Linked DNA regions of Mus musculus: region 1 is linked to region 2. The links are chromatin loops, found by intact Hi-C in ENCODE. Cell type or tissue: heart. All regions are shown on one strand. Region 1 overlaps Ptprt (protein tyrosine phosphatase, receptor type, T). Region 2 overlaps Ptprt (protein tyrosine phosphatase, receptor type, T).

The links. A loop is a pair of places that touch in the nucleus more often than their neighbours do. Peaks named below come from ENCODE experiments on the same cell type or tissue, not always from the same donor. Only the 100,000 strongest peaks of a DNase experiment are listed, where the experiment ranks them.
Region 1: it touches region 2 in a loop (2.2-fold over the local background); 2 of 42 quality-filtered maps call a loop at or near these places.

What each region holds. Positions count from the first base shown.
Region 1 is chr2:162,311,970-162,319,969 of GRCm38, reverse strand. The region is part of intron 2 of Ptprt (protein tyrosine phosphatase, receptor type, T); the gene reads left to right. Among named protein-coding and RNA genes, the nearest start is that of Ptprtos, 75 kb to the left of the region's middle. In heart, no CTCF peak of the experiment used is centred here; no DNase peak of the experiment used is centred here; H3K27ac peaks cover 456 bases.
Region 2 is chr2:162,578,541-162,586,540 of GRCm38, reverse strand. The region is part of intron 1 of Ptprt (protein tyrosine phosphatase, receptor type, T); the gene reads left to right. Among named protein-coding and RNA genes, the nearest start is that of Ptprt, 79 kb to the left of the region's middle. In heart, no CTCF peak of the experiment used is centred here; a DNase peak (open chromatin) is centred at 4,680; H3K27ac peaks cover 1,569 bases.

The DNA of each region.
Region 1 (8,000 bases), 270 kb after region 2:
TTAATGGATCAAACCACAAACTTCAGTTATGTGTTTATTGGTATTGTAATTGATGGAAGCCTGGTACTTGCCCATAACCCTTACTAAATCATTTTCTTAACTCTCATATTCCTGAACCTCACACAATATCTGGCATTCCCTAGGTGTTAAATGATCATTGGAAGAATTCCTAGCTAGGGAATCAACGTATGACAGGCTAGGTTTTGTGATATCATAGAACTTTTTTTTATTGAGTGTGATTTGTATGTAACAAAGCTGGAACCACAATCTAGCACTATTTCTCCCAAGCCCCACGGGCTCTCTGCTTACTGCTCTCTGCTGGTGGTATCCCTGGGGTTTCTCTGGCACCAAGATTGGTCTCTTGTCTCCCAGAAAAAGTGAATGCCTTATTCTCCAGAAACGCATGAGCTTCTCTGTCCTGGCCACTTACATTGATGAGCACAATGAGGCTTCTCTATGGCCCCTCCTCGTTCTTCCCCGTCCTTCCCTTTCACCCCTTGCAGATTGTGTGAGAGAATTTACTGACGTATCAACAAAGTGCCAGTATGACGAGGCATGTGGCAACATACTATCTGTCAAGAATGGGGAGGAAAAGGGATTCTTGTTCATTCCCGGTGGGGGCATAAATTTGTGTAGCCACTGGGAATGGTAGAATTCTCATATGACTTAGCCTTTCCAGATCTCATTATCCCAAGAGAGCCCAAGCCTGTATAGATATAGTTGTCTCTGCTCATGCCTGATCATTGCTGTATGCATCATAACGACCAAGACAAGGAAACAGCCTAGATGTTCATTAGCATAGGAATATAGAAATTGAGGTACCTATACAGAACAGGGTTCTATTCGGCTGTGAAGAAACAATGTCCTTTGCACATTGTTTTCAAAGCCTTCAGAAAGATATATTTTTCAACTATAGGATACTTGTGCCAATGAGGGAGAAAATCACACAGGTGGGCAGTGACACTGTTGAGGTCTGACCTGAATATGAGTCTTCAAGGTGACATCCCAGAGGCAGGAGATGTGAGAAGGACTCTCAGCCTCTCAGTGTTGAATGTGAAGGTGGGGGTAAAAGAGAGAGCTCCATGGTCTATTATGCCACATAATACAATTAACTTAATACCTATTTTTGGTCAGGTATTGTAATAGGCTTCAGTTTATATATGGTCCCTAGACTAAATAATTAGCTGACCTCAGTTGTAAGTGTTATGAAGAAAACAAGTACTTACCAAAGCAAAGTTGCTAGATGCAGGTGCAGGTGTCAGGGGATAGACTGCCCCTTGTACACCCCCTGTTGAGTGGGGTGAGTGGCTTAGAAGCCCCCCGGGGCCGAGTGGAAAGCATCTGGCAGCCCTCCCATGTCTGCCTACCCAGAGCATAGGTGGAACTCTGGCTGGATATGGGCTATCCTCCCTCCCCACTCTTTGCCCTGCCCCCCTTTTTAGTTCCCACAACTTACTTTCAGGGTTGGGGACGCTAAGGATCAACAGGGTTCTGGGCATACCCAGATGGGCTCCTAAAGGCCATTTGCATGTGAGATGCCTCCAGCCATCCCACCCCCCCCAAAAGGAAGTGCATCTTGGTTATATTGCCACTATCTGTACAACTCTGAGCAATCCCATACTTACAGTGGGTCTTAGCCTCCCATTATGACATGGGCAGAGGAGAAGGAAAGAGAGCTGGCTCTCACTTATTCCAAGAAGTTCCTGTCCCAGGATAAAATGAATAGCACTGTCATTCAATCTGGCCTCAGCCTCCCTGGGTTCAAATCCCACGTTTCATAGTCTTTACCAACTAACACTGGACAGATTGCCTGGGCTTTCTGTGCTGCGGTTTCTTTATGCTTTAATATACAGATGGTAATAGTTAATTCTTCATTTCTGAGGATTAAATGAAATTGTGAACATAAAATGTCTGGCAATACGCCACAGATGCAGCAAGTGTCTAATAAACATTAGCTGTTGTCATCTAATTATTTGCTAATCGCTCTAGATATAAAGGAGGCTTTATTGTCCTGGTTTTATGGGTGAGAAATCTGCCAAAAGGTGTTGAAATTAGTGTCAGGAAGTAAATGGCTGACCAGGGAATCAAACCTGGGACCATTTTGTTCCAAGGCTCTGCTCTTCCACGGGTGTTTCTCTCAGTTTCTGACCCACAACCCTGAAAACCAGCTTGACTGTGCCCAGATCTCAGCATGGCCTTGAGCTCCCCTTACGATGCCATCTTTCCTTTCCATATTTTGTTTGGCTCTGCGTTACCAGTTATGGAAGATGTCAGACGGATCAGCTTCTAACATGGGAACCCTTTGTATGAAATAGAAGCATCCACGTACTTTTTATTTAACAGCAGAAATACACAGGCCAGGAACAGGCCCTGATGTCTCAGCAGCCATTTACACTGTTTGGGGAGCCTGTACTGAGGTAATATATCAAACCGCCTGTGGACCATGCCACAGTGGAAGTAGGCCTGGCCACAGGAGCTGTCTGCAGAAGCAGCCCCTGGCCTCTGGACCAGGCAGTAGTAACCGAAGGTAACTGTTTCTGATGGGGATTATGGTGAGAGACCTCTATGGTGGATTCAGTTTCTTGGAATGAAATTCTAGAGGTAGAAGGAGATAGCTGAACTCAAGCCATCATGTAGAGCTGAAAAGAAGAGGCCAAAAGGGCAAAGGGCAGGGCTGGTACTGTCCCAGGCTCTTGTTTTGCATGGGAGATTGTAAGAGCCAGTTTTCCAATGTGTCGTCTTAGGGGAAATTTTGCTCTGTGTTCCCAATCCCTCTTTCCAAATACAGCTCTCATCCTTAATAAAACACGGCTTTTCCTGTGGTTTATTTCATATTAGGTTTGTTGTGACCGAGATGAATTGTTTGTGTGTGTGTGCGTGTATGTGTGTGTGTTTCAGGATACTTGTGTGTTTATGTACAAGTGTGAGCATACACGTGGAAGCCACACAACAACCTCTCCATGTGTCTCTACCTTGCCAGCTCTGGGATTATAGGAGTGTGTCACCACCCCCAACTTCTTTAATTCCTTTTCTTGTCTTCCTCTCCCCTCCGTTCCCCCCTACACTTCCTCTTTTACTACTTTACCCATATCCCACCTTTCCTTCCTCATGGGTTCTGTGGAATGAACATATTCTCCCATCCTTGCAAGGCAAGCTGTTTACTGACTGAGCCATGCCCTAGTCCAACTGTTTCTTTGAGGCCTGTGGTGAAGAAAAGATAACAGGGAGAAAATCAAAGCGCTCATCTCAGGCAGCCAGGTCACAGGGAGAAGGGGCTGGGGACACACCCCCAGGGACAAACTTCTTCACCTGGGCCTCACCTCTGAAAGACTGTTATGAGTTCATAGATACACTAATTTGCTAGATAGTTCAGAGCCCTTGTGATCCAGTCCCTCCCCCAAATCTCATCAACTGGCAAGCTAACCTTTAACACACCATCCTGTTAGAAGACACTTTATATCCATAGTGTTCCCAATTAAGACGATGGGGTATGGTGGTTAGAATGGCAGTGGCCCCATAGACTCATACGTTTGAGTGCCTTGTTGAAGTAGACATGACTTTATGGAAGGATGTGTGTCACTGTGGGGGCAAGCTTTGAAGTCTCCTATGTTCAAGCTATTCCCAAGGTGGAACACAGTTGCTTCTGCTACCTGTGGATCAAGATGTAGAACTCTCAGCTCCTTTTCCCACCTGCCTGCCTGCCGTGTCTGCCAGTCTTCATGCTTACTGCTATCACGATAATGGACTAAACCTCAGAAACTGTAAGCCAGCCTCTATTAAATATTTGCCTTTCTAAGAGTTGCCATGGTCATGTTGTCTCTTCACAGCAAAGGAAAACACAACTAAGGCAAGGAGAAACATTTTTCTATTCTATATCACATATTATGTCTTATTGTTCTTGTTTTTATGCATTTCTCAAATTCACTCCATCCCTCCATCCCTCCCTCTCTCCCTCCTCTTTTCCACCCCTCCCTCTCCCTCCTTCTCTCTGTCCCTTCCTCCCTCCTCCCCTCCCTTCTTTTCTCCCTTCTTCCTTTCTTCCCATCCTATTCATTTCCATGTTCTGATCAGTTCCCTCAAATTTATCTTCTAAGACATCTATTGTGTTTTTATTATGCTCTTACATTTTGACATGGGTGAGTTCTCTTGATTCTCTTGATGCCCCTTTCTTATGCATCATTAGCATTCTTGTGCTTATCCCCGCCTCTTTCTTTCATGTTAAAGAGGTGCTGGGTCCTTGGTGTCTCTGGATGCCTATTCTTACTTAAAGAGGGGGCTCAGCATGTGGAAAGTGTGGGCTGAGAGAGAAGCTTATTTCCTGACAGATGGACTGCACAGAGGTGATGAAGACCTCACTGAGGCCTTCATGGTATTTGTACTTGAGATCTATTCTGCTTTACTTCAGTTTCCAAAGAGATACAACCGCTGTTCTACTAAGGGCACAGGGAGATATATTAGGAGGCTGGCCCAGGGACTGTCAGACAAGGAGCTACTTTTGACACAGTGTGTTGTTTCCTGTGGGTCACCACCCCTGGCTTTGTATGGCACTGCCCACAGCAAGTCATAAAGTCAACCATACAAGATTCCCTCTGTTAGATCTGCTTCTATGGTTAAATCCTCACTCTCACCTAGGAAGAGAGGAAGAGAGAAAGGATTATATTCTGGATGCTTGGCAGGGGAATTATATTAACAGGGTTTTATATAATTCTTTTGGGTCCTATGCCCATACCCACCCCTGCCAGGCATTGGAATCTGGTGTCCCCAATTTCTAGTTCTTTCTAGAGTTCTGTTGAGTTGGCTCCCTTCTGCTCCTCAGTGTTGGCGCTCCCCACCCAGCCTGACTGGCTACTGTTTTTCTTCACCCCAAAATGATAGCATCTCTTTGTTTCTTTGTTTCGGCTGATTGCTTTCTGCCTCCCATGCACATGTAAGCTTATGTTTTTGCAACTCCTACACTGCTCTTTTAGTGAGAACGGAAGAGAAAATGGAGCTTAATGTGTGTGATTAATCTATTATAGTTAATTGGAAGCTGATCTTTCCTCAACCTTTTTTCCATCAACCTTGATATAACTGTTCCTATACATCATCTTTTACATTTGTGTACCTTACTACCTTTGTTTAATATATATATATATATGTGTGTGTGTGTATGTGTATATATATGTGTGTATATATATATATATGTATATATGAATGATATATATTCGTAAAACTGAGAAAACTCTAACGGTTAGGGTTTCATTCTTTTCTCTCCTTTGGATTCTACTCATGTTTCCCATCATGTAGTACTTTTAGTGACTGAACATTTTCATCTTTATATTACAGTACGTTGCTACACTATAAATTATTGAATCACATCTTTACCCCAGGGAATCCAAACTAATTCCTGCCTTATAGCGTTATAAATAATTTTGTTTTGAGAAGTTTCATGCAAATCTTTGTTGGTGTTTTTAGCTCGCTTTCTAAGTTGGGATTGTCCGTTTTGCAAAGTGAGTATTTTGACAGAATCTGACTCATACTGTGATAAGGAATATGATAGATGTCAAATTACCTCTCAATAAATACTTTTGTCAGTATGTAATCCAAACATCCAGAGACTACTCATGGGATGTTTGCCAACATTTAGAATTATCCCTGTTGTAAAATCTACTAATTTGATAAGAGGAAATGATACCACATACTGACTTGAATTTTCTTTTCTACTCGTGCAGATGAACAAAAACACAATGTATTTTTATGTGTGTGCGTGCATGCATGCATGTGTGTGTGTTCATGTGTGCATGATTATGTGGACATGAGCACATGCATGTGTGCATGTGTCTATATGCATGTGCTTGTGATGCATGGATGCACATGTATGTGTGCATACCTGTTTGTATATGTAGGCATATGTGTGCATGTGCATGCCCATGTGTATGTGTGTGTTGTGTGTGTGTGTGTGTGTGTGTGTGTGTGTGTGTTAGGGTGGACAGTGTACATGTCACAGTAGATGTGTGGAGGTCAGAGGACAACTTCACAAGTATTGGTACTCATCTTGCTACTTGTTTGTGACAGATATTCACACTCTGTGGGCCAGGCTAGTGCGAGCTTTCACTGTTTTTCTTGCCACTGCCTCCGGAATAAAGGGATGGGCTACTAGAGTGGTCCAGCTTTATTACTTCTGAGACTCCAGATTCTGTTCCTCACACATGTGTGAGCAGTGTTTTATGCCCTGAGCCATCACTCCAGTTCTCATACCAGTGTATTTTAGAAATGTCCTCTAAAGTTTCTTTTCCTCAATACTTTATAACTTCCATCATGTTTATAAGTTCTTTCTAAAAGGAAATCATACTCTACTTGCTAATTATTATAAAGTCTATTTTCCTAGTTTTTATTTGCTTCAGATTTTTTGATGTCTCTGATGAATAATTTTAACTTTTATGTTGTCCATAATAAAAGTACTTTGTATTTTCCTTTGCTTCTTGTTTTTAAAATTTATTTCTGTATCCCTTAAAGGGTAAATATCCTCATAGATTTTTTTTCTCCATTAAATGATTTTTAAAATTCTTCTTTATGTTCAGCTCTTTATTCTTTGTATTTGTATGCTGGCTGATAAACTAATTAATATTTGGTCCTCAATTCACTCTTTTTCAGATGATTACACAAGGATAATTCTAGCCCAGTATTCCTCTGCTCTCTTGAAGTGGGTTTCTTCTTATTAGGCCCTGTTCCTCCTTGACTGTTCTTGGCATCATTACTTTCTCTGTTCTTATCTTAGCAGAGGATTCTTTGAATAACTACAACTTTACAGGGCATTTGATGCTTACAAGAAGGATCCTTTCTCCTTATGCTTCACTGGGACAGAAGTATCGTCCTCAGCATCTCCTTTCAGGTGACCTTTAGAATTATCTGAAAAATTCCAGAAGATTCTTTGGTCACGTGGCAAGCACTGTACAGATTATTGTTATGTGTGTGAGAATTTCCATCTGGTTGAGTGGAGTCTTCACATTCAGGGTCATTGTAGGGGCATGTCTCTTTACTTTTCTAAAGTTCCTTTTATGCCCCTTAGTAGTTTTTGGGGTCTCTTTGTCTGGTCCTCACCTGTCTCCTTTAAAGCTGCTTGCGATGTATTTGCCACTATTGTGATTTAATTTATTTCCTGTTAGGATCTGCAAGTGGCTACTGCTGCTACGGGAGAAAGCTCTTGTGTTTGCCTGTTTATTTTTAAAGCTCTTATCTTACTGGATTCTGTCCACAACTCTTGAGGTCTTTGGGTAGGAGGACTGGGATTTCTCAGTATTCACAACCTAATGGGCCAAACACAAAATGTACTTTTATCTCCTGCATTTTTTTATTACATTTCTTCCTCATCTCTTTCTTGCCTCCCTCCCTGTTTTAATTCCATTGCTTAGAATTGTAAATCTATGCGAATGCTATTGGCATAACCTTGTTGTGTTCAAGAATTTAATTGAAATGCATGACTTGTCTGACTCCTGTGCTTGGTCTTGTCCTTTGGTTTCCTATGGACACGGTGGTATTCCAAGGTTGTTGTTTTCTCATTCTAGAATGCTCATTTCTTTAAAGCCTAGACTATGGAAATATTTCTTTTTCCCCAAAGCCTCTTTTGCAGCAATAGGTTGGACATTGTTTCTCGTACTGTGTTCCTGCTAAAATTGTCCAACATAGAAATTCATATTAACTTTGCAAACAGTCTTCACATTCCTAGAATAAGTATGATGACTACCCATATACTCCTTTTTCACACTGTGATAAATTTACTTTAATTCAGGAATCATTGTTTGTATACATAACCATAAGTCAGTTTGTTCAATGGTTTCATATTTTATTTCATATAAAATTACCAAGCTTGTTAAAGGAGAGAAAAGAAAAGAAAGAAAAAAAAAAAGAAAAGGAAATGAGCGTAGCTCTGAAACAGCGTGTAAAGGCGTGTGTTGAAAGGCCACCGTCCGCTGCTCAGCTTCTCTGCGCCAAGCCCACTCTCATAGGCCATCCGTTTCTAT
Region 2 (8,000 bases):
GACCAAGCTGAGTTGGCTCTGTCATGTGTGGATGCTACATAGTGTCATAAAAGGAGGAAGGTGTGACTCTCAGAAGAGGGCACTCCGTTTGATTGACATATTGGTCTTTCCAGATCTTCTTGGATACAATCTGCAGGTTGCCCTTCCATGAGAACAATGCCTGCCATCATTTAGGTTGAAGCTTCAATGAGAATGTATTTGTCATGAGAGTGCAAGCCTCAGTTTCTGATCTTGATAGTAAAACAAACCTAGTTTCTTATAATTGGCTTTGGATCAGAATGCCTTGGACTTGGCTTAGAGAATGGTGTATTGTAGTGTTCCTCTGGTGTAGGGGTAGAGGTGGGGGTGAGGCTGACTCTTGTCTTCTCTCAACACCTTTCCATATATGGAACATATCTCTTTAGTCTATGTCATCCTCATTTGAAAATGCTGCAAACTTACGTTTTGAAGATTAATTTTAAGTCGTGTATTTGTATGTATGTATGTATGTATGTATGTATGTATGTATGTATGTATGTATGGATGTATGTATGTTGGTCCATGGTGTGTGTGTGTGTGGGGGGGGGGTATGTGCACTTGAGTGCAGGTGCTCATGGAGGCCAGAAGAGGGCACCAGATCCTGCAGAACTGGAGTTACATGGGTTGTGAGCGTCCCTGTCCATGGGTACTGGGAACTGAATTCATGTCCTCTGCAAAAACACTATGTACTCTTATCACTGAGCCTTCTCTCTAGCTGCCAAAATTATGTGTTGGAAAGGAAACTTGAGCAAGATTCAAAGGGATAGTTCTGTCTTGATTTTTGGATGGCAGAAAACAGGAGATAGTGGGTGACCTTTGGCTCCAGATAGCCATTAGATTACATAGATCCCTGCTATTTATTTCCTGTTGGGTCATTGGTGAGAATAGTGAATAAGTAGTATGTCCAGGCATAGTGCTGTATATTAGAACTAAATCATGAGAGTTAAATTTGGGGGGTAAACATTGTGTAAGCATGGACTTCAAAAGTGTATGCAACTGGCTTGAAGTCTTTCATGATAGAATAGGTTTAATGGTAGATGGTAGTCACCAATTCCTGTTTCCTCCCTCTAGCCACGTGACTCTGTATTTCATTCCAGAGGAGATGGAGCACACCTCTCTACCCAGTGTGTTGACATCATCCCCATTACTTACCTGAGCCAGCACCATGCCCACGGAGGTATCTGTGCCCAACCTAGGAAGCAGCATGTGTTTCTGCTGGTATCTTGTCCTTTGGTTACTACCTTAAAATGATCAGACTCACCTAGTTCACCATTTCAAGGAGGACTAGGGTCAAGTGAGCCAGATTTGAAGCCCAAGCAAAGCCTTGATGGACCACTACTAGACCACTGGCGTCTGGATACCTTTGTTCAGATTTATAATGTGTTCTAGTCACTGAGGTTGGGCTAGTGTTTTGTGTGACAAGTTACACGATTCAATATGTATTAATTCACATGGAGTTCATGGTTGATGGGTTTTCTATTTTGCTTTGTTTTCTTTTTTATTTATTTTATATGTATGGGCATTTTGCCTGCACGTATATTTGTGCACCACATGCATACGTGATGCCTGTGGAGGCCAAATGAGGGTATCTGATCCTCTAGAACTGGAGCTACAGATGGTTGTGGGCCACTGTGTGGTGCCAGGAATTGGACCCTGGTCCTCTGGAAGAACAGCAAGTGCTATTGACCATTTCTTCCCATGCAGGTAGGTCTGGTACTCAGCTGGTGGGCTTTGGTGCAGTCTTCTATTCTGTTTTTAATTTTGTGACATTGATATTAGTCTTGTTTAATGAACATTGTCCAAGGAAAGACCATGAGTGATTTACTCTCCTGATCTCATTCCATTCCTTATCTGTGTGCTCTGGTTTATAATCCATCTTAACACCTAGTGGCCTCCATCCTACCAGGGGCATCTGAGAGCTAATGGCTTTGTAGACATTGAGATTCTTGATTCTACAGGGTCTGCTCTGCGATTAACATGCTATGATTGTATGGGGCCAGCTGCTAGATGTACTCAACCAGAAATGCAACTCTTTGGTAGCTCTATTTGACCAGGTCAATAGTTGTGTCTGTGGCACTAATTAGGCCAAAGTTGTGAGTTCTGTCCCTTGACAAGGACCAATTCCAGTCATGGTTTGGAATTCATTTCCCAAAGGCAAAGGTTTCAGCCAGCACCCAGAGTTGGTGTTAAGTGGGAAATGGAGATTAAAGTGGCCTCAGAACTGCTTTGAGAACCAACCTGTGGTTGCCACAACTGTTGAGTGTGCTGTGCTATGTTGAGGGATGTATAGATGATGTCCTCAAGTTCTGCTCTTGAAGAAGAGAAAAGCAAGGTTCAGTGGTTCACTCAGGCAGTTGCTTATAATAGAGCGATGAGAGTACTTGCCCAGACAGACCCACAGGTCGTCCTGTTGTCAGCCTGGGTTGCTTATTCTTGGATTACACAGGAAATAGAATTGGGATTTGGGGTTAGGAAGCTCTTCTTATGAGAGCCTATTCTATGCTGTGTGGGACACTTAGCAGAATGTATGTCTTCTCTCTATACTCCTTTTCTAGGTAAGAAGGCCCAGCATGTTTCTAGACATTGCCAAGATGAGCTTGTGCCCTGAATGAGAACTATGATTAATGGTGTAATTGGTAGTCCAATGAGAGGAACCTGGTCCAGAGTGGGAACCTCCAAACCACAACTCATTTGGAGATTGGTTTTAAGTGCCTTGGTATCTTCTGACCTTGCTTAGGCTATATACACAAGGAAGACCTTGGTCCTCAATTGGACCATGTTTGGTTCTTCTGATTTTCTTGGTAGCTTGTATATCCTGCCACCTTCTTAGCTTATGGAGGGCAGTGATGTGGTAACTGGGTATCCCCTCCTAGACCACATCCTCAGGCACTGGCTCCATGAGAGAGCAACTTAGGAGGGAGTTGAGGGAGGGGAGAAGTACTCCAGAGAGGAGAAATTCACCATCATGGGTGTTGATTCGTCATCACCACACACCTACACACACACACACACACACACACACACACACACACACACACACACACACACACTGACGTGCTGTTCTGCCCAAAACCCACTCAACAGAGTGCCTGGCATATGGGTAATGCTTAATAAATGCTGGCTATTATTACTGTTATTATTAATGCTATTTATAACCACAACTCTTTTTTGTAAAATAAATAAATAAGTAGATTTGGGAATAACACTCCCCAAGGCTTCCGCACTATTAGTATTCAACTTATTTAAATTTAATTTTTGCAAGGTCCTGTGTTTAATTTTAAAAAACCCAGTGAATTATTAGTATTTTAATGACTAATGACACTTAATAAATAACACTGGCAAGGGCTCAAATAGGGTGCCATTTAATGTAATGTTCTACCTATGTTTTCTCAAGAAAGGGACAGGGAAAAACAATGCTTACAGAAAGTTGCACACCAGGACCAAATGTTCTCTATAATTTGAATTTCTTGCCTTGTGATTAGTGAGGTAAATAGCCTTATCGTGTCCCTGAGTCTATGTATCTTATAGGGAGAATGCTCAGCTAATATTAATTTCCCTTAGATCTTACAGAGTGTGTATTATGTGCTGTTGTGTTATAAGAGTTTTAGAGATATTAATTCATTAATCCTTGTAAGAACCATGTAAGGCAGCAACTAGTTTATTTCTAGAAGAGGAAACTGAGGCATAGAAAATGTGTCTGCTTGAGGCGCGTGACGAGGGAATGCACAGCAGGTGGTTTTAGTACGTGGCTTTATAACCCATTGTTCACCTTACCTCTTCAGGTGACAGGTAGGACCTGGACTAGGAAATGGTTTCCAGCCTTCCTGAGGTGCTAGGGAACAGCAGTGACACACATCAAGCAGGCGTGTCTCACATTAGATCTTGGAGGCAGGAAAGAGTGTCACACCGAGAGCAATCTAATTTGTTATATTACAGAGGAAGAACCAAAATGCCCCTGTGTACACAGTCCATCTTCCGTGAGGCTTGGTCATGTGTTCACCGAGTCTCTGGTTTGGAGCACAAAGCCCTTGACATGACTATGTACATACAAGCTTTTGATGTCTGTAAAAATGCAAATCATAAAAGGTATGCATGTACAATATGATGGGATAGTTTCACACTTTACTGTAGTATGTCTAACAAAACCTCTATCTATAAAACAGGGGTTATCACAGGCCTGGAATTTGCCAATTAAGGCTAGGCTGGAAGACCCACGAGCCCCACGGATCTGCCTGTCTCTGCCTCGCCAGCTCTGGGATTGCAAATGTCCACCACCCTGCTGGGCTCTTTTATGTCAGTTTTGGGAATCAGCCTGAGGTCCTAACGCATGTCTAGTAAGCATTTTACCCACTAAGCATCTTCGCAGCCCAGTGCATATTCTTTCTTAAATAAGAGTTTCTGAAATGTTCATTGTTGTTTCAGTTATGAAAGGGACATTCCTACCGAGGCTGTGGGAATACTTCCCTGGTTGCCAAACTTTGCTCCAGCAGTAATTCCATGCCTTCCATCCTCGATCTGAGGCTTTGTATCTATCTCTCAGCATAGGTGAGTTTTCCCTCAGTGGGCATAATGTTGGGACACAGTTCCTCTTCCTCTGCCTCCTGTACCTCACCATCCGAGGCTTGTCAGAGACAGCACGAAACCCTGTCCAGGCCATGTCACTGACCTTGATACTATTTTGGGCTTTTCTGGTGGTGACAGCTCTCAACCCTGTCAGACAGAGATGGTAGATGAGCCAAGTACTTAGGAAAACTGTTATCAAATTAAAACCCAAGCAGGATCCAATGTGAGCTCTGTCTATAAATAACTTATGAAAAGTGAAAAGATGTTTCTGTTAGCAAATTTAAAATAATCGTTAGAATCCTTCAACAGATTGCTGCTAATTAGATTGAGAATTAAACAGCTTTGTATGAGCGTAGAGTTAATTAATAGCTCATTACTTTTTTAATAAGCCAAATTCATTTGGAAACAGAAGAGAGACGGCAAAGTTCATCATGGATGAGACGTTAGATTGGGATTATTTCTCCTTCCCTTGATGAGAGAAGGAGTTTAATTAAAGCAGGGGACACATTTGTATCACGAACGAGTTGCGTGTGATCTCTAGTACTTGGGGCTGGAGAAATCAGCGACTCTCCTCATTTAAAAAGCCTCCTTGGGATCTACAGGGTTAATATAAGTTATGCTCAACATCTGTTCAGCTCTTGGGTTCTTCAATTCACTGATCAAGCCAAAACTTTTTGAAGCTGGGCAGATTCATTCAAACTCGTAGACATTTATTGTAGTCCATACTGGTTTTATTTCCATCCCATTTTTGTCCAGGTACCCTAGGGTCTCCCTTTGAAGGCTAGGCTCCATTTTCCTGACTCCCTCACTTCCCCAATTCTATCTTTCTACATAGTCTCAATTCTCATTATTTCTTTATCTGGTTTCCTGACCCTTCAGTGCCCTTTATATTACAAAACATGGGGCAGAATGGAAATAACGAATTGAATGCCTTTAGGATTTTGAAGCCAAGTGCATTCTGGGTATGCTATAGGACACTCTCCATTCCATTCTTTCAGAGCATCAAGGTGCCCTGTGTCTACAGTATGTTTTCTTCCATCAGTTATTCTCGACACACTTCAGAGATTAGGTATATGAATTTGACTTTCAGGGTGTGTGTGTTTGTTGAAGTATAGTTTCCACAATTTTTTTTTTTTTTTTTTTTTTTGCCTATTCAACTCAATGAAAGCCATCCCTTGTTTTTGAGTGAAGTAGATAAATAGATGTTGCCTAGCTATAAGCCACATGGATAAACAACACTTCCAACACTGAGCCTAGATTTTTGCTAAGTCTATTGAGTTCCTTTGCCTGCCTATTGGGGACTTCTCAATGGCAATAGGAAGGAATTGGAAAGAAAATGCTTTTGTCTAGGGACATATTAAATATCTGTCTACTGAAAAGATGAAGTCTCTCTTATATCTGAACCATGACATGTACATATGGTTTTCATTACTGTTCTGCTATTTATTTATTTATTTGTTTGTTTGTTTGTTTGTTTGTTTATATATATTTATTAATGCTTTGCCTGCATGTATGTCTGTGTGAGAATGTCAGATTCCCTGGAACTGGAATTACAGACAGTTGTGAGCTACCATGTGGGTACGGGGAATTGAACCGAGGACATTTGGAAGAACGGCCAATGCTCTTCTTCTCTGAGCCATGGTTACCTTTTGATTGAAACTGTGGTTGATTGCTCAGCATGCCCATCTGGTAACTATAACCCATTTCAAGGACTGTATAGACGTTACAGAGAAGAGCTGCTGGGCTCTGATGCAGTTTTATGCTGTGGTATTGAGGCATCCCAGGACTAATTAGAATACCCTGTTTCTTAAAAGGTGATCCAGGCTCAGAGGGATCAAGGGTACAAATCTCTTCTGAGAAATTTTCTTTTCTTCCCTTTCCAAATCAGGACGTAGGCTCTCCAGTTCTCTGCTCTTCACTAGATTATTAATTCACTTTTGAAAAGAGCTCTATTGTTTACACCAGAACCCAGATTTCCAGGAAAGAATCAAAATAAGTGGACACATAAGTTCTCTAACAGGTCTTTCCTGGACACTCTTCCTGCCAAAGGTAAGTGTTTAGTCCTAACTTGGGAGCCGAGTTTTAAAATTATCAACTCGTTTTATTCACTTTCCTGATCTCCTTTCAAGAGCATCCCGTTGTTCATGGGCTAAAAGTGAAATGTTTTACTCTCCTGTGTCACATCTTGCTTTTGTTCACACCCACTTGCTCCGTGCTCTTCTGCTACCTGATTTAGCCCTGCTGGTGTCCCTGAAAACTTCTAGAACATTCCAAATTTGTTTTCAGCCCCAGAACCTTTGTAAATGCTGGGTCCTCTGTCTATAAGTGTTGTTTCTCTAAATCTCATCTTCATTACAGGTCTTGTTCTTAATCGTGACTGCTGAAGTGAGTTCTCCTATGCTTGCCTAACCTAAACTTGACTTTTCTCTTGGTCTCTTATATGAAATAATTCTTATTTCCCTCTTATATTCCCCTATATATCTTCTGTATTCCCCTATATATCCCCTCTATTCCCCTGTATATTTTCTCCTATATAAATTCCCCTGTAATTGTCTGGTTTTGTAAAAAGGGGATTGTTTGTTTGTTTTTTTTTTTTTTTCTTTTTCACTTGAACATATATACAGTGAAAGCAGGGACCACATCTGACCTGCCCAGGTCCACATCCTCAGCCCCAGGTACAGTAGAAGGAAAGTAAGACCTAATGAAAAAGTAAACACTGACTGTAGATTTCAAAGCCAGCAGGACCAAAGGCCAGGGATGAACTCAGAGCCTACAATTGATGGCTCAGGGCCAAGGTGAAGTCTTGTGGTCTGAGACTGGTGGACACCAGTGGTTGCTGACCCTTAGGTGTTCTTCTGACCCAATATCTAGCATATCTGGGACAGTATACTTTCCATCTGAGTCATTTACAGGAACACTAAGTCCCACATCCATGTAGATATTGAGAGGCATCCAACTGCAGTCTCTTCGTCTATAGTCTTCTTCCCTTAGGATGAACTCTGGCCCCTTTCCTATTTTGTCTGGATAGGATAGGTTGCATGACTACATTCTGCTACTTGTTTCTTTCTCATGGATTTATTGAGTACTGGAGTGAAGAGATACAGCTAAGAAAGGAAAAGAGGGGTGAGGGTTTGGGTAAGGGTGTGCTCTCGCCAGTCCAAGTGTAGACATGGCAGGCAGCATTTATCCTTTTCTGGGACGTAGGTAGATTGCTACTGGAGGCAACACTGGGCCAGTGCATTCCTTATTACTTTAAAATAGAGGCTCAGAGAGAATATGGCTCTTCACATCTTTTAAAAGGCGTTTTTAGATTTCAGGCCCTGGAGACTCTTTTATGATTGTCCAAGGGCAGAGCTCAGAGCAGTGATTTGAACGCCCTGAAATACTGGGGCTGCAGAGACATTTCCTTAGTTTCTCCT